Regions from separate parts of the Homo sapiens genome. Here region 2 is linked to region 1. A link is a loop called in an ENCODE intact Hi-C map of the cell type or tissue named here. Cell type or tissue: GM12878. All regions are shown on one strand. Each heading gives the region's core, and the rest is flanking DNA. Links, peaks and the distances in the headings are about the cores only.

Region 1 (11,071 bases), core at 1,297-9,296:
TTTGGGCTATGTGGGCAGAGGGGTGTCTCTTCAGGCTGGGACTGACTTCAACTTTTTAACAAAATAAGCACCCTCCCCCTCTCGCCCCCTCCCAAAACCAAAAAACACTGGCCTTGGTATCTGGAGCCCTGTGGTCTATCTTTGGGCACTCATCAGCTGTGTGACCTCCAAGAAATCACTAGGCCTCAGGTTTGTTTTTTCTACCCGTAAATTAAAGAGTTTTAGCTAAATGCCCTCCACTCACCAAATCTGCAGCTCTTTGCCTTGGAAATATTGAGCTTTTGGTTGGCTTCTCTTACTTTGGCCTTGAAGAATAGAAGCCATGAGACCAAATGTCAGTGCGGGCATCTTTTTTTGAGAAATAACTTTGTAGATATTGTACCTGGTTGGGGAAAAGGTTATTTAGCAGACATGTCTGAAAAAGCGAGTAGGTTTATTTTTGTGTGTGTATGTGTGTTGCGGCGGGGGGAATGGAGAATGAGCAACGTTGTATTATACTAGAGAATCACTCCTCTGAACTTCAGATTTACAGCTGCTGTTTCTGGGAGGCCATGAAGGGCCTTGCTTAAAGATGAAACTTCTGAGTTGGTGACTTCCTTTGGGACTGCCTGAAAACGAAAGCATAATACAATTTTCTATGCTCCCAGAGAAGTGCTTTTTGCAAGAGAATAAATTATCTGATGATGGGGACATGCTGCATTTCTGAGGACGATCTGATTAGCAGCTAATGGGACAAGAAGGCAAGGAGGGGGAGCTGTGTGAAAACGTGTGGGGAGGAGGGTGGCATTATGTCCAAGTCAAAAATGTGCTGTTCCTCCTCATTTCACAATAAAGATGATATCGCCAAGCATCTTTGCTCAAAGGAAGTCCAAAATTAACCCTGAGTGCCCAGGAACAGGAGCAGAGACTGTTGTAAAGGGAGCCTTTTTCTCCCTCTTGAAAAAGTCAACCGTAAATGCGTTAGGTTTTCTCTACCTCGTATTTACAGCCATATTACCATATATGTACCTGGGTGAGGGCATCGCAGGGAGACTTGTGCTCACTCTGTAGGGAGTTTCCTTGGCCTCTTGCCAGGAGATTGATCAAATGCCAGCACCTCTTCCTTTTTCTGGGCATACTCCTTTTTTTTTTTTTCCTGTGAAAGACCTCATGGTTTGCCAGGCTCGGCCCATCGTTAACCTGCCCTGCTGGGTGCTGCTTGACCTAAAAAGTGAAACGGTGCCTTTTTGTCTTCGTCCTTATCCTCGGTTCTGAGGGGCCAACTGCCTTATGGCCTCTTGGCTTGCCAGGTGCTTTGAGCAAAAGCCCTGTGTGTAAGCCCCTCTCTTTGCTGCCTAACTTTAAAGGAAGCTTTTTTCCCCTTGTTTTTGAGAAGGAGTCTCATCTGTCGCCCAGGCTGGAGTGCAGTGGCATGATCTCAGCCCACTGCAACCTCCACCTCATAGGTTCATGCGATTCTCCTGCCTTGGCCTCCCAAGTAGCTGGGACTACAAGCACAAGCCACCACGCCTGGCTAATTTTTGTATTCTTAGTAAAGACGGGGTTTCGCCATGTTGGCCAGGATGGTCTCAAACTCCTGACCTCAAGTGATCCACCCACCTTGGCCTCCCAAAGTGTTGGGATGACAGGCATGAGTCACTGTGCCTGGCCTAAAGGAAGCTTTTTGATTTTTATTATTTTTAAAGCAAGCAGCAAGAAAACCAGCACCAAAGGACGTTGGCAAGGGCCTTTTGTTTTTTAGGAGGTGGAGGTAGTGTGGATATGCCAAGAAAGAATGGGGAAGGCTGATGGACTTGTTGTTGGCTCCATTTTTTAGCAGAAGAATGACTGTCCAAATGCAGGTGCTTTGGGGCTAGGTGGCAAAGCTTGACGACTGGAGGATAGACGCAAAGGGTGCTGTGTGAGTGAGATGCTGGCATTCACTCCTCACCTGGCTGTGCTTTGGTGGTTCTGGTTTTATTAGGAATAGTGGGGAAAACATTGTTGGAGTTGGCATTGACATGTTGAGGTCAGTACATCTCATGTGTCCCTTTTGTATATTCACTTGTCATTTGGACTTTGCTGTTTGGCAGAGCTGATCCTCTGCTGATTATAAGCCTAAGAAGTTTAGAAAGAGTAGTTTATGAGAATAGAAAATAGAACAGATTAGAAAGTAGAATTATAACAGCCAATAGGAATGCTTCCTCCGTCCCCCTTTCTCTGTGCTAAGTAAGCATATTTTCTTTTTCACAATTAATTGTCAACATAACTATGAGATAAGCCCTCATTATCCCCATTCTGCAGATGAGGAAATTGAGGGCCAGATAAGGGAGGTAACTTGATTGACTTCCCATTACATTTAGAATAGAAGGCCAACTTTTTACCCTGGCTTGTGAAGTCCTACTGGCTCTATCTTCTCTACCCTGTCTTTAGCCTGTACTTTCTTCCTTTCCCCATTAATGCTGCAGACATTGGGCTGGCTTTCTGTTTCTGGAATTTGCTAAGCTCTTTTCTGCTTTATGGCCTTTGTACTAGCCGTTTACTCTACCTAAAATGCTCTTCCGCCTGATTTTTTTTTGCATGACTGCCTCTATCTTGACTTTCAGGTCTTCGCTTAAACATCTCATCTTGTTTTTTCTGACCAGCCAAAATTGCATTGTCACTTAATCATATCACCAGTTTTAATTTTTTGCATATACTCATCACTATCTGATTTGTCTTGCTTGTTTTATCTGTTTGTTTCCTGTCTGTCTGCCCTCACTAGAATATAGGTATCACGGGAGCAGGGACCTTGTATGTCTTGCTTTGATCTGTATCCCCAGTACCTAGTATAGGGGTGGCATATAGTAGGTATCAATAAATATGTTCGATAAGAAGGAAGATTTAAGTTTCACATGGAACAGTTCACTTTCTAGAGCCCTGGCTGTTCAGTTTTATATTTTGCATTTTCATCCTGTTATATAAAGTTTCCAAACTTATACAGTGAGAGTCCTAAGCACACAGTCATTGCCAGGACAACTCTTAAAGAAAAGTTTATGGCAGCAGTTTTCAAACTTCTGGCTCTCAGGAGCTCTTTTCATGCCTAAAAACAATTCAGGACCCTAAAGAACTGTTGATGTGAGTTACATCTGTCTGTATTTACAATGTTAGAAATTAACACTGAGAAAATGAACACTGAAAAAATATTTTTAAAAACCAATTACACATTAACGTATTGACATATTTTTAATGAACAATAAGAATATTTTCCCAAACAAAAATTTTGAGAAGAGTAGCAATTTTTTTTTTTTTTTTTTGCGAATCACTTTGAGGTCTGGTTTCACAGAACATAGCCGGATTCACAGATCATATATCTGTTTCTGTCTTCAGTCTGTTGTTACATCATGTGCCTTGCAGCCTCTGGAAAACTTCACTGTACATGTGTGAGAGACTGAGTGAAAATGAAAATAATGCCCCAATGTTATTGTGAAATAGTTTTGACCTTGAAGTTTCCCTGACCCTTGGGCCACCAGCTCCTAGAGTACATAGGTAATTTGAAATGTGGGGTTGTGGCATGGAACATTAGAGAGAGGGAGAAATTGAAGGCTTAAGTGACAGGGTGCAATTGACCATCTCTAAGTCTGGGTATTGTATGAGATCTTTCTGTTCAGAAAAAAATGCATGGGGATACTTTTCAGTTGTTTTTGTGAAACAAAATTGCTTCCTAAAGTTCCTCCTGAAATGCAAAGAAACGCTGAGAATGTGGAAGCTAGTGGTACTTGTCCTACGTTCATCTTTTTCTTATGAGCAAGATTATACCAAGCAGTCCAGAAGTTCTGCAGTGGGATGGGTCATTAAAAAATTATAAAGCATAGGTTCCTCTCTGTGTCTGAGAATAGCAGCTTCAAGTGTAACTTCCTTTATAACTGTTAGTCTCCAACACTTACTTTGTTCTTTTTGTAGCTTTTGGCCTCAGATGAAGTTGTGTCCTACAATAGAAATTAGATTGATGCTTATTGCTCTTAGGTTCTGTCATAACTGGTGTTTAAGGAACCAGGATAGAAGCTTTTAATAATAGATGAGCTATATTCTGTGCTAGCCAGCTTCACTGTTTAAGGAGGTTAAATGATTACAAATTCAGGCTTCTGGGGAGTGTTTTGCGTGTGTCTTGGGTCAGTGATATATAAGATTTTCACTGTTAAGGTAATTGTGTGGTAAAATACAGAGGAGCTTGGTCATCAGGAAATTAATGGTGCACTGTGGGGACGAGGCGAGGGGTTGCAGGCAGGCAGGGGATCCAAAGTACCTGACTCTCATGCTCAGAAGGGTTTCATTTAAGGTCAGACTGTCAGTGGGACTACCCTGCCACCCGATTACTGAAAGTCAGACTGTTCAGCCCCAGTGGCCAGGTGGCTTCATCTTAATTAAACGTAGGAGGCTTGCCTTTGTGTCTTGGTAAAAACTGGCAGGTCTGTGGTTTTGGGGTCCCTTAACTAGTATAAAGTCAATTTCTCATTTCCTCCCAAGCCTGTCCACCCTTGAAGATTAAGTGATCCCTTAGGTAACTTATTGGTTAATGAAGTGTTCTACTTTAGTCTCAGTTTCAGGAGTTGTTAACTTTTAAATTCGGAATTCTGTGTAGGCGAAAATCAAGGTTTTTTTTTTTTTTTTTTTTTAAATGAATGTAATGCAATTAGTTAAGTGTGTGCAGGAGAACTAATAGATGGAAAAATTTCAATAAGTGAGTTTTCTGCCACAGTCAAATGAGTGAGTTTTCTATCACACTAAAAGCTTTTAGAAAAAAAAAAATTCCAAACCTATCTTGAGCTGCTGCTTAAAATTAAATGAACATATTTCTTTTTTAGTGAGGTTGTGCTTTGGCCTGTTTTAACACCAGAGTGGAAGAGGTTCTAAATACTGAATTACTATCCCTTTGAAGAGGTTTCCACCACCCCCACTGCCAGCAGGGGACCTAGATTGATGTTAGAAGGCGGGGGAGTTGAGTTGAGGTCTGGCCAGCTTTGGTATTGTGAGTTTGGGTACTGAAAAACAACAGTACTTTGGAGATGCTGTCCAAGTATCAGCCACCTCGTGGGCTTACAGAGGATTTAAACATTTCTGGGATCTTTGTTTCTCCAGATGTATTTCCTAGAGTATTGACCAGGTAAGCAACATTCATCAAGTAGAGGAATCACAGGACAGAGGTGAGTGAAGACTTTGAAGGAACAAAAACGAATGTTTTCATTTCAGACTCATTCAGACATACAGAAAGTGAGCATAAAGGGCCAAGTATTGTGTTGACCACTTTATGTGGATTATTTGGTTTACTCCTCACAATGACCCTGAGAAATATGAAAGGTTGCCCCCTTTTTTACAGATAAGAGAGCTGAGGTTCAGAGAAGTTATGGAAGTTGCTTAAGGACACACAGCTGGTAATTTATGAGGCTGGAATTCAGACTCACATATTCTGAGTCTGTTTCCAAGTGTACACTCTTGTCAGTACTCCAAGCCATTTTGGACATGTGGAGGGGATGGTCAATGGGGATAAAAGTTAGAGTATCTTTCCAGGGATAAAAGTTAGATATTTTGTTTCTTGCTTCCAAATTTCTCATAGAAATCTATTGAAAAGGGCCAAGTAGGTTTCTGTTCTTGATCTAACACTGTAAATTTGGCTTTAATTTGTTTTGGAGAGCAGTCATCTAAAAAACAAACCAGGTGTGGTGGCTCATGCCTGTAATTCCAGCACTTTGAGAGGCTGAAGCAGGAGGATTACTTGAGGCCAGAGTTCAAGACCAACCTGGGCACCATAGTGAGACCTTGTCTCTACAAAAATAAGAATGAAAAAACTTAGCCAGACATGGTGGTACGCACCGGTAGTTCTAGCTACTCAGGAGGCTGAGGTGGGAGGATCACTTGAGCCTGGGAGGTCAAGGCTGCAGTGAGCTATGATTGCACCACTACCTTCCAGCCTGGGTGACAGAGTGAGACCATAACTCTAAAAAACAAAACCAGTATAAACTCTTCTAGGCAGCAGATACAATAGCACTAAAGTGACATTGAACCCATATTTGACTGCTTGCTCTATCCCAGGTACTACCAGGTACTAGGATGCAACAGGAAAGAAGACAACTGAGGTTCTTGCCCTCATGAGCTTGCAGTCTAGTGGAGAAGACAAACAAACAAGTGAATAAGCAATGTTAGGACAGTGGTAGTGGACCCAGGTTGCTGTATAGAAGAGTATGTTGGAAACGTATAACCCAGATCTGGGAGGTCGGAGAGGGCTTCCCAGAGGTGGAGACATCAAACTGGGGCTGTGAAGGTGAGTGGGAGTTAGCCACAAGTGGTGGTGGGAGAGGGAGGGAGATGTCTCAGGCTGAGAGACAGCATGTGCAAAGGCCCAGGGAACAGAGCATGGTGGGGGCCCTGGAAAAAAAATCATTATGGCTGGAGTATGGAGAGCAGGGCTCAAGGTAGGCAGGGCTAGATCATGAAGAGCTCCAAAGAGATGTTGGAAGGTTTTAAGCAGGGAAATGATATGGTCTGATTTATGTTTCTAAAATATCATGCTGGATGTTGTATGCCGAATAGATTGAGGAGGAAAGACAGATTCAGAGAAACGAGTAGGAAGGCCTTAGGGAGTCCAGTTGAGAAATGATACTGGCTGAGACTCAGGTTAGCAGGGGCAAGGGAACTAGAAGAATCAAGAGATATAGTAAAGCTTAAAGTCAGCAAAAATTGATGCTGGATTAGACTTTTTCATTCATTTATTCAACAGGTATTTACTGAATACCTACTATGTGCTAGGCATTGGTGTTTGGAATACAGTTGTGTATAAAACACATCACACACAGATCTCTAGAATACAGCATGTGCCTTGTACGGTGTCAGACAGGAATTGCACAAGTAAATGTGAACTTGTAACTGAGATGAAGGCTGGGAAGTAGAGATCCATGGTGTAGAGTTTATAAGAGTGGAATTTAACTTCATCTGAGGGGATGGGGAAGATTTTCTGGTGGAAATGGTAGTTGAATTCAGAGCTGGAGGGTGACTTGGCTATAATTAGAGCAAGGGGTGGGGTAGGGACGAGAGTGTTGTGGGCTTGAGAAAACAGCACAGGCAAGGGCCCTGTGGCAGGGAACATGAGAGAGGGAGGACTGGAGGAGCCACCAGGCTTTGCTGGTGGTCACTGAGAAATGGCTATGAAGGAGGAACAGGTTGGGCAGGCAGGTAAATTCTTTTTGGTACATTGAGATGCCGTGAGCCGCTAGGAGCAAAACTCTAGTAGCTGTGGGACATGAGAGACAGATTTGGGAATCCTCTTCACGTAACAGTGACTGGAGCCAGCAGAGTGGACGAGAAGACCAGGAAAGGTATAGAGAAGGCAGAGAGCAATACAGACGCTGAAGAGCAGCTCTGGCTTCTCTTCCCCAAGGAGATCTTTCTGCATTTATTTTTTTCTTTATTTGCACTTTTCTTGGGAATAGAATCAAATCTTCCCTGCCCCCCCTTTTTTTTTACGCACAGCTCAGGGAGCAATTTCAATAGAGGGCAAAGGGAAGCTCAGCCAGAGGGTGGTGTCAGGCTCAACAAAGCTGCCACAGCCTCCCTCTGCAAGAGTGTCTCCCAGAGGCAGTGATCTACCTTTCTTTGCCTTGGCCAAAGCCACCCTGGAAGAATCCTGTTTTAACAGGTGCTTGCACCCATCAGAATGGTGGTGGGTGGCGGTCTGATAGTACTATTATATATTGGTGGCATGCCTACTTCACGCCAGATGCTTTGCTGAGTGTTTATAAATACCGTCTTGCTGAACCTTATGTCAGCTTGCTGAGGTAGGTGCTCTTATTCTCCCCATTTTACAGCTGGGAAAAGTGAGGCTTAGGGAAGTTCTGGAACTTGCCTGAAGTTCTTCAGTGAGTAAGTGGCAGAGCTGGGGTTTGAACCTGGGCACTTTGACTCTGGAGCCTCAGCTCCTGCCTGCCATGGGCTGAGAGGTGCTTTTGAGGTCATTCTGCGTCAGGAATTGCGGGGAGGATGGTGATGCTTTGTGAAAAGAAGCAAAGCCTTAAGGAGAAATAATCTAGATAGCATTCACATATGCAGAGGTCTTAGATGCTTCAGAGGGCAGATGAATAGCAAAAGTTCTGGGAGGCGGCTATCCTTTGTGGGGCTAAGGGAGGGGACAGGAGTAATTGTTTTATTTTTTCACAGGCAGGGTCTTGCTCTGTTGCCCAGGCTGGAATGCAGTGGTATGATCACAGCTCACTGCAGCCTGGAGCTCCCAGGCTCAAGTGATCCTCCCAAGTAGCTGGGGTTACAGATGTGTACCACCATGCCCTGATAATGTGTTTTTATTTTTATTTTTTGTAGAAATGGGGTCTGGCTGGTCTCAAACTCCTTGCTTCAAGCCATCCTCCCACCTTGGCTGTTTAAGATGTGATGACAGGCATGAGCCACCGTGCCTGGTTTAGGAGTAATTGTCTGAACAAGGCTGTTTGAACAAAGAATAGGCTCTATTGCCCAGTGAGACCATCCATAGGCAGCGCGATGGGGAGATTTCATTATTGGGTGGGAGGTGGAATTACATGCTTTACAGGGTTCCTTCCAACTTTTATTCCATGATTCTGTGTTTTTTGAAAGGTTAGAATGCTCTGTGGCTGGCAGTTGAGTGTAATTCGCTATTGTTCACCTTTTTTCATCAGGGGAATTAGGAAGGATAAATTATCTTCCCTGAAGTAAAATCTGTCATCATGGGTCATATAGGAGTTCATTTGTTATGATACACATCTGATTTTTTAAACAGGGGATCCTTTACTGAGTTTAAATTTTGATGCCCTGGAATCTTTCAGAATTCCACTTATCTCTCGTGGAAGAAAAATAAAAATAACTAGCATAGATTAATTCAAGTATGTCAGCCACTGTACCAGGTGCTTTTCAAGCATTATTTCACCCATTGCTCACCACAGCCTCTTGAAGTTAAATTATCCCCATTTAACAGAGGAGGAAATGAAAGCAGAGAGGTTGTGGTGGGCTCCTAATAACAAGCTAGATGATAATAATAATAATAAGAGCTTAGGGGCAGAGAGCCAGGGTGGAGTGCGGGAGCTGAGCGCCTAAGCCTGCCCTCGTGTATGTCAGGCATGGCTTGTCAGCAGAGCCGAGCCCTCGGTGTCTGTAAGTGTTTGAAGTTCCGCAGCTCCGTGGCAGGTTGGCGCCAGCTCTGTTTTCTCTGAGGTGGTCCTTGTCATGGTGTGAGTGACATAGGAGCCCTGAGTGCAGCTGCTAGAAGTTCACAGGCACAAATGGTCCACGATCAGATAAAGAGGCGGGCTCTCCCACCCAGCTCTGAACAACAGGAAGTCTTCCAGAAGATTGCTCCTAGGCCCATCACTTCTGGGGCGGACTTTCCACCTCCACCCCTCCACACCACAGAGGCCTGTTCTGTTGACTTTCCCGGCCTTTGTTTTTCCTTCCAGGACATCACTGATAATTGCACTAAAACCTATCCTCCTCCCCCCATCTCCTTCCTCCACTTCACTAAGGCGAGGCCGGAGGAGATCTCCAGAGGTTTCTAGCCAGACCAGCAAGCTTTCTGCCCAGTCCTTTGTGAGGGGAATTATCACATGAGACCCCTGGGGAAGGATCTGTCCTCCCCTACTTTTTGGTTGTTTTTAATTGGGACCCCTGGCAGATTGCCCAGAGGATCATTAGCTGTGGTGGGTGGACTGGCCTGTGATTTCAGGGGGAGATGTAAAATGTAGCTAAAGGTTACTTATTCACTTATCTCGGCCACTTAATAAGTATCTTGGTTAGAAGATGCTTAATTTTTTTTCTGACTTATGGAAGTATTACAGAGCCATGGTAGAAAAATTAGAAAACAGAATTGTGCATAAGAAGAAACTCAGTTCTCCATAATCATCCGGAGTATAAGAACATTTAACATTTTAACCTGTGTTCCCAGGATCACTGTTGATAAACACCTCCACTGAAGAATCAGATAGACCTAGGTTGGGTGCGGTGGCTTTTGGCTGTCATCCCATTACTTTGGGAGGCTGAGGCAGGCAGATCACTTGAGGCCAGGAGTTCAAGACCCGCCTGTCCAACATGGCAAAACCCCATCTCTACAAAAAATACAAACGTTTAGCCAGGCATGGCGGTGGGTGCCTGTAATCCCAGCTACTCAGGAGGCTGAGGCGGGAGAATCGCTTGAACCTGGGAGGTGGAGGTTGCAGTGAGCTGAGATTGTGCCACTGCACTCCAGCTTGGGCAACAGAGCAAGACTCTGTCTAAAAAAAAAAAAAAAGTCTGATAGACCTGGGTTGTAACAACCCTGGTCCTCCTGCTTACTAATTTTATGTGATGTGGGGATCTTACCTCTCTGTATTACACCTCAGTGTCTTCAACAACAAAATGGCAATAATGGTAGTTCCTACCTCCTGCTGTGGTCATGAGGATTCACTAAGAGAACATTTGTAAAGCACTCAGCACAATGGTGGGCATGAGAAATCCTTGATAAATGCCAGCTATTATTATCAGAAAAGAAAATAATGCAGAACCGTGCTGTAGGAATGCAATGTCCAGACATCTATTGCAATGATCAGCTGCAAGCAACATGGGGTACATCATGCTTTGTCACTCGAGGACACTGAATTGTCTGCTTCTTCCCATTAAGGGCCTGGAATCTTTCAGTAAGGTATCCAGGTGGCGGTGATGGTTCACAAAACAGCAGGCATTTTCTGGCCTAGTCTCCACTAGGGCTGAATGCTTATCTGAAGGGTGATCCTGAAAGGAGAGCCTTAGTCACACTGGACAAGGCCCTAGTCCTCTTGCGGAGCACATACCTGCTCTTCTGCATTTGGAAATTCCCTGGTGTCCTTTCGGGATGCCAGGGTGTACAGACATAAATTTGGTCTGGTTCAAAATTCAAACAAATTGTCTTCTAATAATTGGTCTTAGAAGTATGCTGACTTCCTGACCCTTTAAGATAAAGCTTTATAATATAAGCGCAGAAGGGAAATATTAATCCCCCTTGATGTTTTCCATTTGTGCCGCCTTTCTGGATGCTGTTTAAAACATTGGTTTGCCTTTAAATATAAAATATGTAGTTACGAAGAAT
Region 2 (11,071 bases), core at 1,363-9,362, 100 kb before region 1:
TGCACAGGGTCACACATCTGGGAAGCCACAGTTACAGTGACAAGATTCAAACCCAGCCTGATTGGCATCCACTAACCAAACTCTTAACTGCGGATGTAATCTGAGACCTGATGAGAAAGAACGAATAAAAAAAGGATAGCTCCACTATTATTTGCATCTATCAGACAACATCTAGAATGCTGTGTATAATTCTGGGTGTCCATTTATAAAAAAGGACATTTTCCCCCAATTCATGTTATTCAGAGGAATGTAACTGGGTTGCCCTGAATTGCAAACCCAGTTATCCCAGGTGCAGCAGAAGAATGGGAATGCTTATCTAGAAACAGAAAGATGGGTGGGGCAGGGGAGACGCGACAACTGTTCTTAGGTATCTGAAGAGCTTGTCTGTACAAGGCAGAAGGAAGATACATTCTTATTCTCAGCAACAGCAGAATGAGGGCCACTGAGTTGACACTTCAAGGAGGATTTGAGTTGGACAGAGGAAACTTCAGTGAGAACATCTGACAATGCAGTAAGTTGCCCCAAGTGTTGGAGAGTTACTGTTCACCAAGAAGCTTTTAGCAAGAGGCTGCAGGACCACAGCTGTCAGGGGTATCAAAGAAGGAATTCCCACAGGGGGAGAGGTTAGAGGAGGTTTCCATTTCCCACCTTTCAGATCCACTGACCCTCCAAACTAAGGAGGCCATGGTACATTTTGGTGTTCTGCTCTCTTTGCTCAGGAAGAATCAGTAGTTGTAACATGAGGCTCTGAGGGTCATTTTGTCCTGAAGTGGAAACAAACGGTATTTCTAACATTGTCCAAATGGTAACTGGAATTAGAATTCGCTCTTTTCAAGCAAGAAGCATATGTCTGGATAACGTGTTTGAAATGTGTCTGCAGGATCTAAATATCTGAACCATACATTTGAGTTTATTTCTATTTCTCAATAGTTCTATTTTACTGGATGAAGAACCTTGCAACTGATCCACAGTGAAAAATTACAATGAGTAAACATTAGTACTTCCTCCAGAAGACATTCATCTTCCACTAGGGAGAAGGAGATAAAATTATTTTCCCAAGCATAGTCCCAAAAGGCTGATATTTTGATCACCTTGCTTTCCCCTTGGCACTTACTCTGTATAACTTGTAGCTGTATTAAATTTATTATCAGGTGAACTTCATTATCACTTTCGTGCTTTTTTTCATTTTGAACATTAGGTTAGTTCTCTATCAAACTGATTTATTCATGTCCTCAGAATGTCCTGATTAAAAACATGTGAGTGGGCCAGGTGCAGTGGCTCATGCCTGTAATCCTAGTACTTTGGAAGGCTGAGGCGGGTGAATCACCTGATGTCAGGAGTTCGAGACCAACCTGACCAACATGGCGAAACCCCGTCTCGACTGAAAATACAAAATTAGCCAGGCGTGGTGACACATGGCACATGCCCGTAATCCCAGCTACTTGCGAGGCTGAGGCAGGAGAATCGCTTGAACCCAGGAGGTGGAGGTTGCAGTGAGCTGAGATAGTGCCATTGCACTCCAGTCTGGGCAACAAGAACGAAACTCCGTCTCAAAAACTCAAAACAAAACAAAACAAAAAACACATGAGTGAAGGTCTTATAGCAGCGAAAAATTCTCAATCAACTTCCTCCCCCAGCCCCCAGCACATACTAGGTACTCAATGAATGCTTGCTTGAAATGATGAGGCTGTTGATGGGACCATCAATGGGTATGAAAGTCTTAACTAAGGAGAAAGATGATATGATATTTACCGGTTTTTGCCAGACTGAGAAAATGGCAGTCTCATCGCCTGGGCAGAGGAGGATCAGGAGGCAAGCTAAGTAACAGTCTCATGTTTCTGTTGCACACTGAGACACAGTGGTGGGAGGCCAGAGGATCACAGGGAAGGGGAACAATCAAGTGTGGAGTTTAGAGGATCTAAAAAACTACTGTGAGTCCATGCCCTAAGTCCTATCATGCAATGGCAAAGAAGTATCTGAGTGGGGTCAACAAGTGTGGCATCTGCAAGCATGAGTATACATGCTAATCTCTGGCCAGAGAACTGGTATGTGCCCCAAATGTACTTAATGTGCTATGTGTGGATAGGCAAGAGCTCAGAGGGGTGGCCTCTGCACACCACAGGAGACAGACAAGGAGGGCTTATCCCAGGTCAATTCTATTTTTTGTGTGTATTTTGTTTGTTTTATTTTTTGAGACTGGGTCTGGCTCTGTCACCAAGGCTAGAGGGCAGTGGTGTGATCTCAGCTCACTGCAACCTCTGCCTCCCAGGCTCAAGCCATTCTCCCACCTCAATCTGCCGGGTAGCTGGGACTACAGGCATGTGCCACCATGCCCAGCTAACTTTTTGTGTTTTTTGTAAAGATGAGATTTTGCCATGTTGCCCAGGCTGGTCTCAAACTCCTGAGCTCAAGCGATCCTCCCACCTCAGCCTCCCAGAGTGCTGGGATTACAGGCATGAGCCACTGCACCCAGCATATCCGAGGTCAATTCCATACATCAAACAACCCTGAGAAACAGAGGACACTTTCCAAAATGTGTCTAGAGCTATACAATCTATTAGACAATCAAATTCCACATTAACAGAAGCAAAACAAACTGAATCTCTGGCTAAAATGTGGTAAGTAGCAGAGATTCATTCAGAGGAGGAATACATTTTGGAAACTTTGATCTGACTGGGCTTTGATGATCCAGGAAGCATAAGCAAAGTTTTCATGGAGAGAATGAGTATGTGATAAGCCAACAAAAGGTAAGGGTAAGAGGAATATCAGCAATCACTATTTATAAATATTGTTTTCTTTCCCTCTGCTTCTTTTTTTCTTTTTTCCCTGCCTCGCCCCACACCGCCCGCCCCATGCTTCTAAAGGCCAGCGTTTCTCATTAACTCGGCTGATGGAAGTAAGCAATATTATAATTAGATAGCCAAAACATAATATAAACAAAAACAGTAAAATAACAACATTCCTCTGAAAGTGATATAAAGTTTGCACATACAATGACAAATTAAATGTCACACAATTTCATCCAGTATAATTATTTCTAATTTGTAGACAAGGAAACTGAAGATATATTCTACATTTAGCAGTAGTCCTTTAATATTAAGTGGCAGAGCTGTAATCCAAGTTACTTTGGTTTATTCCAAAATTAGAGTTCTTTTCCTGACAGCCAAGTGTGATGGCTCACACCTGTAATCCCAGCACTTCGGGAGGCGGAGGCAGGTGGATCACCAGAGGTCAGGAGTTCAAGACCAGCCTAGCCAACATGGTAAAGCCCCGTCTCTACTAAAAATACAAAAAAATTAGCTGGGTGTGGTAGCACGGGCACCTGTAATCCCAGCTATTCGGGAGGCTGAGGCTGAAGAATTGCCTGTACCTGGGAGGCGGAGGTTGCAGTGAGCCAAGACTGTGCCACTGCACTCCATCCTGGGTGACAGAGCAAGCCTCCATCTCAAATAAAACAAAATAAAACAAAAACAAAAGGAGAGTTCTTTCTCTGAGAAAAAGAAGCCACCTAAATGCAATTGTGTCCCTCACAGAGAGGGAAAGATATCACAGATCACCCCATCCTGTCACATCATCAACTGAACAAGTCAGCATGGTACCTTGGTACTGAAAGTGAGTATGCAGATGTGGGAAATTAGAATGTTATATAACCTCTACATATTTCTTTAACTGAAAGCACTACATAGCACCACAGATTAATATCCGTCTCAGACTTAGGCAACTGAAAAGCAAATAACCACAAACTACATTTTCAAAAACCACATTATGATTGGGTTAAGATACATCACAGCACTGGCCATTTACTAGGTTGTATCTGTGAGGAGGGGAATGAGGCCATCTAAATGTGGCACCTCCACAGGACACACACATGGGACACACACACACACACACACACACACACGTTAACACCAAGCTGACCTTTTTTTCCCATGGCCAAATACCTCATCTTCTCTCAGATGTGTACAAAGCACACATGGCTGTTTCCACAACCTGCTTTTGCCATAAATGACTGCCCAATAAAATAAAAACTAATGATTAACTTTTGCTCCCTGGAAATCACTGAAAAAGAAAAATATATTTCCTGAATAGCCTTTGCATACAGGGCACTGACTATTCCCAAGCTCTCTGAAGAAGCTTTAAAATTATTTGCCATTATGAGTTAGTCACAGAACTAACATAAATACATAACACAGAAGAGGTCAGTTCCTGAATTGAAATATTTACTAACCACGTGGATATTTTGGTTGTAAACGTTCCCTGAAAATGTCTCTTCTAACCAGCCTCTGCTTATGGAACACATGGAGTCTGGACAGTCACCAAACTCCCCCAATTCCATATATCTGGAATTGGTATTATTGTAGGGTCAATAATTATATACAGGTTCTTTGCTAAGCACTAGAGATACACAGTCCATTAGGGAAGAAAAGCAAATAAATTAAGATCTCAAAGAGAAATAGGACTTAACCAGACCAGATGAGAACTACCACAGCTGTGAAGAATTGCAGGGCTCAAATCCTAGAGAGGTGAAACTGTTTTCCTTAGAGATCTATTGCCTCAAATGGCAGATGTAAGGCTGAGAAGCTGAGCAGAACTTTCAATAGACTCATGGCCTGAGGATATAAAAAATTGGAGTTTAAGGCCCTCCAAGGTGGAGGATCTATGGTAAAACCCCTAGACTTTTGGTTGGCACCCTGAAGAACTATACCCAGGGGGAACTGGAAATAGACTGGCCATTACAGGGACTGAAGCTCTGCTTCAAATCATCTCAATTCCTGACTAGATTAAAGCTAATCTGAAATAGAAGTTTCTAGAAGCAAAGGTAAATCCTTTCCAGAGACACATCACACTATCTAGATCTCAACCTCCACAATTTTTCACATAAAATGTCTGCTAGTCAGCCAAAACTAACCAGGCATGTGAGAAAACAAGACATGACTGAAAGCCAAGAACAACAGAAACAGATCAACATGGTGGCCAGATATTAGAGTTATCAGACAAACGTTTAAAAATGATGACTGAAAAACACAGTGAAACAGCCCTGCACACTGACCAGAGCACCTTAAATAAAACATATTGACGATATCAAGCATTGATGAGAAGAACAGTTTTTGTTCTTTTTCTTTGGCTAAAAGAGAAAGTAAACACAGTAAACTGTTAACATTATGTAGTAGGTACACAGTTATCTATTACACTATTTTCTGTACTATTCTGAATTTTTGTAACACTTCATAATTAACTGTTTAAAAAAGAAAAAAAAGATGTGGCTAGAGGGATCAGCAAGGGTTAAATTATGTTAGCCTTCAGAAGTCATGTGCAAGAATTTATACTTAATCAGCCAGGTGCAGTGTCCCACATCTGTACTCCCAGCACTTTAGGAGGCCAAGGTGTGAGGATTGCTTGAGGCGAGGAGTTCGAGACCAGCCTGTGTAACAGAGCAAGACCCCATCTCCACAAAAATTAAAAATAAAAGTAACAAGACCTGGCGTGGTGGCTCACACCTGTAATCCCAGAACTTTGGGGGGACAAGGCGGGTAGATCACCTGAGGTCAGGTGTTTGAGACCAGTCTGGCCAAAATGGCGAAACCCCGTTTCTACTAAAAATACAAAAATTAGCTGGGGGGCACCTGTAATCCCAGCTACTTGGGAGGCTGAGGCATGAGAATCGATTGAACACGGGAGGCAGAGGCTGCAGTGAGCTGAGATCACGCCACTGCACTCCAGCCTGAGGGATAGAGCGAGACTCTCTCAAAAAATAAAAATTAAAAAAAAAGATAAAAGTAATTAAGTTTTTAAAAAATATTTTACACTTTATTCTTTGGATAATAAGAAGGCATTAAAGGATTTTAAACAGGGGAGTGACCTCATGTGACTTGCTCTCTATATAGATCAGTCTAGTCACAATGTGGCAAAGAGAGGGAAGGCAGGGAGCCCTCTGGGAGGCTGCTGCAGTAACCCAGATGAGGGATGATCATGGCTTTTCTGCTGGCAATGAAGAAAAGCTATAAAGACCTGAATTATGGAGTATGAATTGTCTAAGGATTTGGGGTTTAGTTCTCAAAACTGTTAAATTATATCCCAGTCAAATGAGGAAGCAAAGGAGGCCACTGGGACAAAGAGAAACCTAAAATGAGAACAATTTCATTAGAGCAAGGGCAACATCCAGGATAAAGCCTGGGATTGGTGAAAAGAAAAATGTGAATTTTTCTGTAAATCCTTAGAAGAAACACAAGTAGCTCTAAAACTGAAAGCTAACAAGCGCTCAGCTCCACACCAGATGGTCAGATAGATACATTCACAACTTGCCAGCATTCTAAGGCCTTGTGCACCCCCTTCCAAGCATGCAGATGCTTTTATCTGAGATGAAAAAAATTCTATTTCTGATTCTGACAGCAAATGCCAAGTCACATCTTGCCGGTAGAGAATGACATCTCCCAACCACAAACCCACCTAGAATTTTACAACCTTATTCTCATTTTGACCACTACTTCCACCAGCCCCGCTGGAAAGTAAAAGAAACTGAGGAGGGATGACGGCTTCTAAAGAACTCAGCTTTTTTATCTGCAGCCCTCAAAAAGTAGATCTGTTTTCTCTAGATTATTCATGAGCAGCCCATGTGTTATTCTGTGAAGAAAAATTAAGCATATCCAACAACTTTATTCCCGTATTCTGAAAAATGAGCCTCAGGCAGAGTCTATTTCTTCAATTGCTCTGTAATCCTATATTGAGAAGATATTGAAGAATTAATTTTCTTTATCATTACCCTTTGAGCCTTTTCAAAAAGTTCAGGTTTAAAATTAAGCACATCAAGTAACCAGTCTAGCTAGTTTGGTTATAAATATACATTCTTGGAACTGACTTATGAATGACTACTTTGCTAGAGATGGGATTTTGCATGATATTCTCCCCCCCAATCTGTTCACACCATAAAAAATATTCAGAGATGTTCTTTTTAAAGGAAGCACTTTCCACACACATGTCCATGTAGTGTCTCAATTTGTATACATTCTGCTGGGGTAGCTTGGTTTTAGAGGCAGGGTAGTATACTATTTGCATTCAACATTTTTCACATGCCAGAATAAGTAAAACTTGGACAAACATGGTTGCCTTCTGTTCCTAAGTTATAAGGTGCATCGGTCTGACATACTAAGAGGTTCAGGAATTAATCACTAAATGACACAACTTCCTGCTTCAACATTTAACCAGAAAACACCCTTTCTCTTTCTCTCCAAACAATGCTGCTGAATCAAAATTTCAACCCATCAGAACTCAGGCAACTAGAGGCATGATAAATACCACCTAGCAGATCTTAATAGTTCATAATAAAACAGTAATAAACTTTATAGTTATTTATATATCATGCATGCTTTGATCAAATTTACGAGACTGAATACAATTTCTAAAGTTATAGGCAGATTTCCTCAAATAGTTATCACCATCACAATCCAGGAAAAGATAACATGCTCACAGACATTTTTACAAAATGCTCTGAGGTTGAAATAAGAAACATGCGCTTAATGTGCCTTTAGGGAAATCCCAAGATTAATTTCCAGAGTATGTAAATACCCCTCGGAAACACATGACAGCCTGGCTGCAGACTGCCCAGAGGACAGATGCCACCATTCCAAGACACATGCTCTGTGAATAATACTCACTGGGTTAAGCGTTTCTTCAACAGAATGATGAACAGTCCACCAGTCTGAAGTCCATTCCCATGCGTTCCCCACTATGTTGTATAAGCCATAACCATTGGGAGGGAAGGCATCAACCTAAAAACAAAGACAGGAAAAATGCTGTCAAACTATTCACCTGGTTTAAAAAACATCTTCAGTGCAGAAATGCAGCAAGAGCTTTAATTTCAGAGTATGAATGTTGGGTTTTATTCCAACAGTCAAAGTACAATTTGACCAACATAAAGACAAAGAAAGGGGCATTTTTTTTTTGGCTTTGAGCTCTTAGAGGAATTCAGAAACCTAAAGAGAGTTCATATTAAATGGTATGAAAGTCAGAGAAATTATTCCTAATAGAGTTACTAATATTATCATCAATCAAAAATTTGTGTCAAACATTGGGTGAGTAGGGAGAGGATAGATGATACTTAGACTTTCAAAATCATTCACAGGAAAATCCCATTGGACCCAATATGAGTCTTGTCATCACAGCTCAGCTTTCCTGGCCACACAATGTCTTTCAGCACTGAGCGACCCCAAGTCAGTTAGCTCTGTCCTCTCCACAAGTTTCTGCCAACTCATCATCTTACCTTAAGCCTCAAAACTTAAGGGGATTTCTTTTTATAAAGAAAATGTGAATCCATTATCAAGTGTATTGGTAATACAGGGTTTTCAGTCTCTGAAACCTGAGTCTGAGGCAAACAGTATGCATTCTTCAGCAGAAAATTATACATTTCAAAGGCAGGTCAGACAGTCTGCCACATAATACTGTCACAAACACAGGACCAAAGTGCAGAGTTTTTATAAAAGGGGGGAGAGCAGGAGGAAAAAAAAAAAAAAAAAACTTTAACTGAACAATAATAAATGCAGAATAGTTTTGCTGGCTTAATGGCTTAACATTTTTCCCAACATTTTAAAATGGAAATTCTCAAACATAAAGAAAAATTTCATTTTTAAAATGAAAAAAATATATATGTATATCAAGTAATCCTTGGGGGTTTAAAAATCTTTTTGTAAATCCATGCTTTTTCCAGACTAAATGAAGTAGAATGGAAGGAATGAATAAACTAAAATTCATTCCCTGTGGCTTCAGATGGTTTCACATCTACCCATGAATATGGAAGCATCTGATGCTTGGGCAATTCAGAGCACTCCAATCAAAGTCACGAAGCTAGTGTGAAAAGAACTTAATCTGGATGAGTTGGAAAGCTGAAAATTCTCACCACACTGCTTCCAAAATCAGCAATCATTATGGAAACAGCAGTATTTATTCATTGATTCATTCAGTAATTCCATGCACAGTGACTAAAGACAGTGAGGGCTTCAATAACAAATAATGAATGACCTCAACTAGTTTAATGAGGGAGAAAAAAAGAATATACCCAAAACTCAAAATCCAACTCTGAAATGCAGAATGGGATGAGTAGGGTAAGAGAGGGAAATAAAATGTCAGAGAAACTCGCAAGAGAGAGAAGCTTCTGGCTGAAGGCATTCTCCTTTACAAAAGTAGAGTTGTCTGGGCAGATTTCAAATAGGGCTCAGAGTTCAAAAGAGAACGAAGAGGCCACAGGCATAAACAACTTTTTCAACAATTTGGAGATGATCAAAAAGAGCATGGTAGAGTAATAGCTGGGAGAGGTAGGAAGGAAAAGAAGAAATTCAGTTATTTCAGGAATACAAGGAAAGGAGCCAGAGGAGCAAGTGCGGTTAAAAGATGAAACAGGCCAGGTGCCGTGGCTCATGCCTGTAATCCTAGCACTTTGGGAGGCCAAGGTGAGCAGATCACCTGGGGTCAAGAGTTCAAGACTAGCCTGGCCAACATGGTCAAACCCTGTCTCTACTAAAAATACCAAAAAAATTAGCCAGGCAGGTGCATGGTGCACGCCTGTAATCCCAGCTACTCAGGAGGCTGAGGTAGGAGAATTGCTAAACCCAGGAGGCAGAGGTTGCAGTGAGCCAAGATGGCACCACTGCACTCCAGGCTGGGTGACACAGCGAGATTACGTCTCAAACAAACAAACAAAAACAGATGAAACAAACACTGGAGGAAGGAATCATTTTCCAGACTTATAGAGCACAGGTGGAGGTGCTCTCAAATCAGTCTGCCTGAGGTCCTATGTGTGCATCAATACTATTTTTTTTTTAGACAGGGTCTTGCTCTGTCACCCAGACTGGAGTACAGTGATGCAATCACAGCTCACTGCAACCTCAACGTCCCAGGCTCAAGCGATCCTCTCAGCTCAGCCTCCCGAGTAGCTGGGACCACAGGTGTGCACCACCACAACCGACTAATTTTTGGAATTTTTTGTAGACATGGGGTCTCCTCATGTTGCCCAGGCTGGTCTTGAACTCTTAGGCTCAAACAAACCTCTTGTCTCAGCCTTCCGAAGTGCTGGGATTATAAGCATGAGGCACCAGACCCAGTGACACCAACAGTTAACAGCTAACACTAGGCAAGCAACTTAACCTATATGGGTGCTATTTTGTCTGTAAAATGGGAAAAATAATAGTACCTACTCAAGGGTTTGGGTATTTTTTTCTTTACCCACCTTAAATAATTTGATGTTTAAGTGAAGTAGAATGTGGAGGTCACCACCCCTAAAATTACCATAGGTGAGTATGCCACTAAGGAAAATAAAAATGTTAACTGCCTGCTATTAAACCAATCTACTAACTAAAGCTTCCTCTCAGGAACCTCAAAAGCAAACAAATGTATATGAGAATACTCCTGGCACATTTTCAGATGAATAAGCTGATATGCGTTAAAGCCAAAATTAATCATTGTGTAACAAGCAGAATGGCAAAATGTAAATTCTTTAGTCTCACTGTGGTCAAAATAGTTTGCTCAGTATAAAATCAGGTCTAGCTGGGTGTGGTGGTTCATGCCAGTAATCCCAGCACTTTGGGAGGCTGAGGAAAAAGGATAGCTTGAGGACAGGAGTTCAAGACCAATCTGGGAAACACAATGAGACCTCACCTCCACAAAAAAAAAATTTTTTTTTAAGATAGAGTCTCACTCTGTCACCCAGGCTGGAGTGCAGTGGCCTGATCTTGGCTCACTGCAATCTCTGCCTCCTGGGTTCAAGCAATTCTCCTGCCTCAGCCTCCTGAGTAGCTGGGATTACAGGTGCATGCTGCCACGCCCGGCTAATTTTTCTGTATTTTAGTAGAGACGGGGTTTCACTGTGTTTCCCAGTCTGGTCTCAAAATCCTGAGCTCAGGCAATCCACCTGCCTCAGACTCCCAAAGTGCTGGGATTACAGGCATGAGCCACCGCACCTGGCCCCAAACAAATTTTTAAATTAGCTGGGCATGATGGTGTGCACCTGTAGTCCCAGCTACTTGGAAGGCTGGGGTGGAAAAATCACTTGAGCCCAGGAGGCTGAGGTTGCAGTAAGCTGTGA

The links. A loop is a pair of places that touch in the nucleus more often than their neighbours do. Peaks named below come from ENCODE experiments on the same cell type or tissue, not always from the same donor. Only the 100,000 strongest peaks of a DNase experiment are listed, where the experiment ranks them.
Region 2: it touches region 1 in a loop (5-fold over the local background); 12 of 110 quality-filtered maps call a loop at or near these places.

Annotation. Positions count from the first base shown.
Region 1 is chr3:4,503,843-4,514,913 of GRCh38, forward strand. The region is part of intron 2 of ITPR1 (inositol 1,4,5-trisphosphate receptor type 1); the gene reads left to right. Among named protein-coding and RNA genes, the nearest start is that of ITPR1, 16 kb to the left of the region's middle. RefSeq lists enhancers at 455-594, 605-654, 815-904, 10,286-10,798. In GM12878, for the core only: no CTCF peak of the experiment used is centred there; DNase peaks (open chromatin) are centred at 3,429 and 4,379; H3K4me3 peaks cover 2,471 bases; H3K27ac peaks cover 1,954 bases.
Region 2 is chr3:4,403,213-4,414,283 of GRCh38, forward strand. It overlaps SUMF1 (sulfatase modifying factor 1), which reads right to left. Exons shown (of 9, transcript NM_182760.4): 7 at 7,653-7,766. Among named protein-coding and RNA genes, the nearest start is that of SUMF1, 59 kb to the right of the region's middle. In GM12878, for the core only: no CTCF peak of the experiment used is centred there; no DNase peak of the experiment used is centred there; H3K27ac peaks cover 225 bases.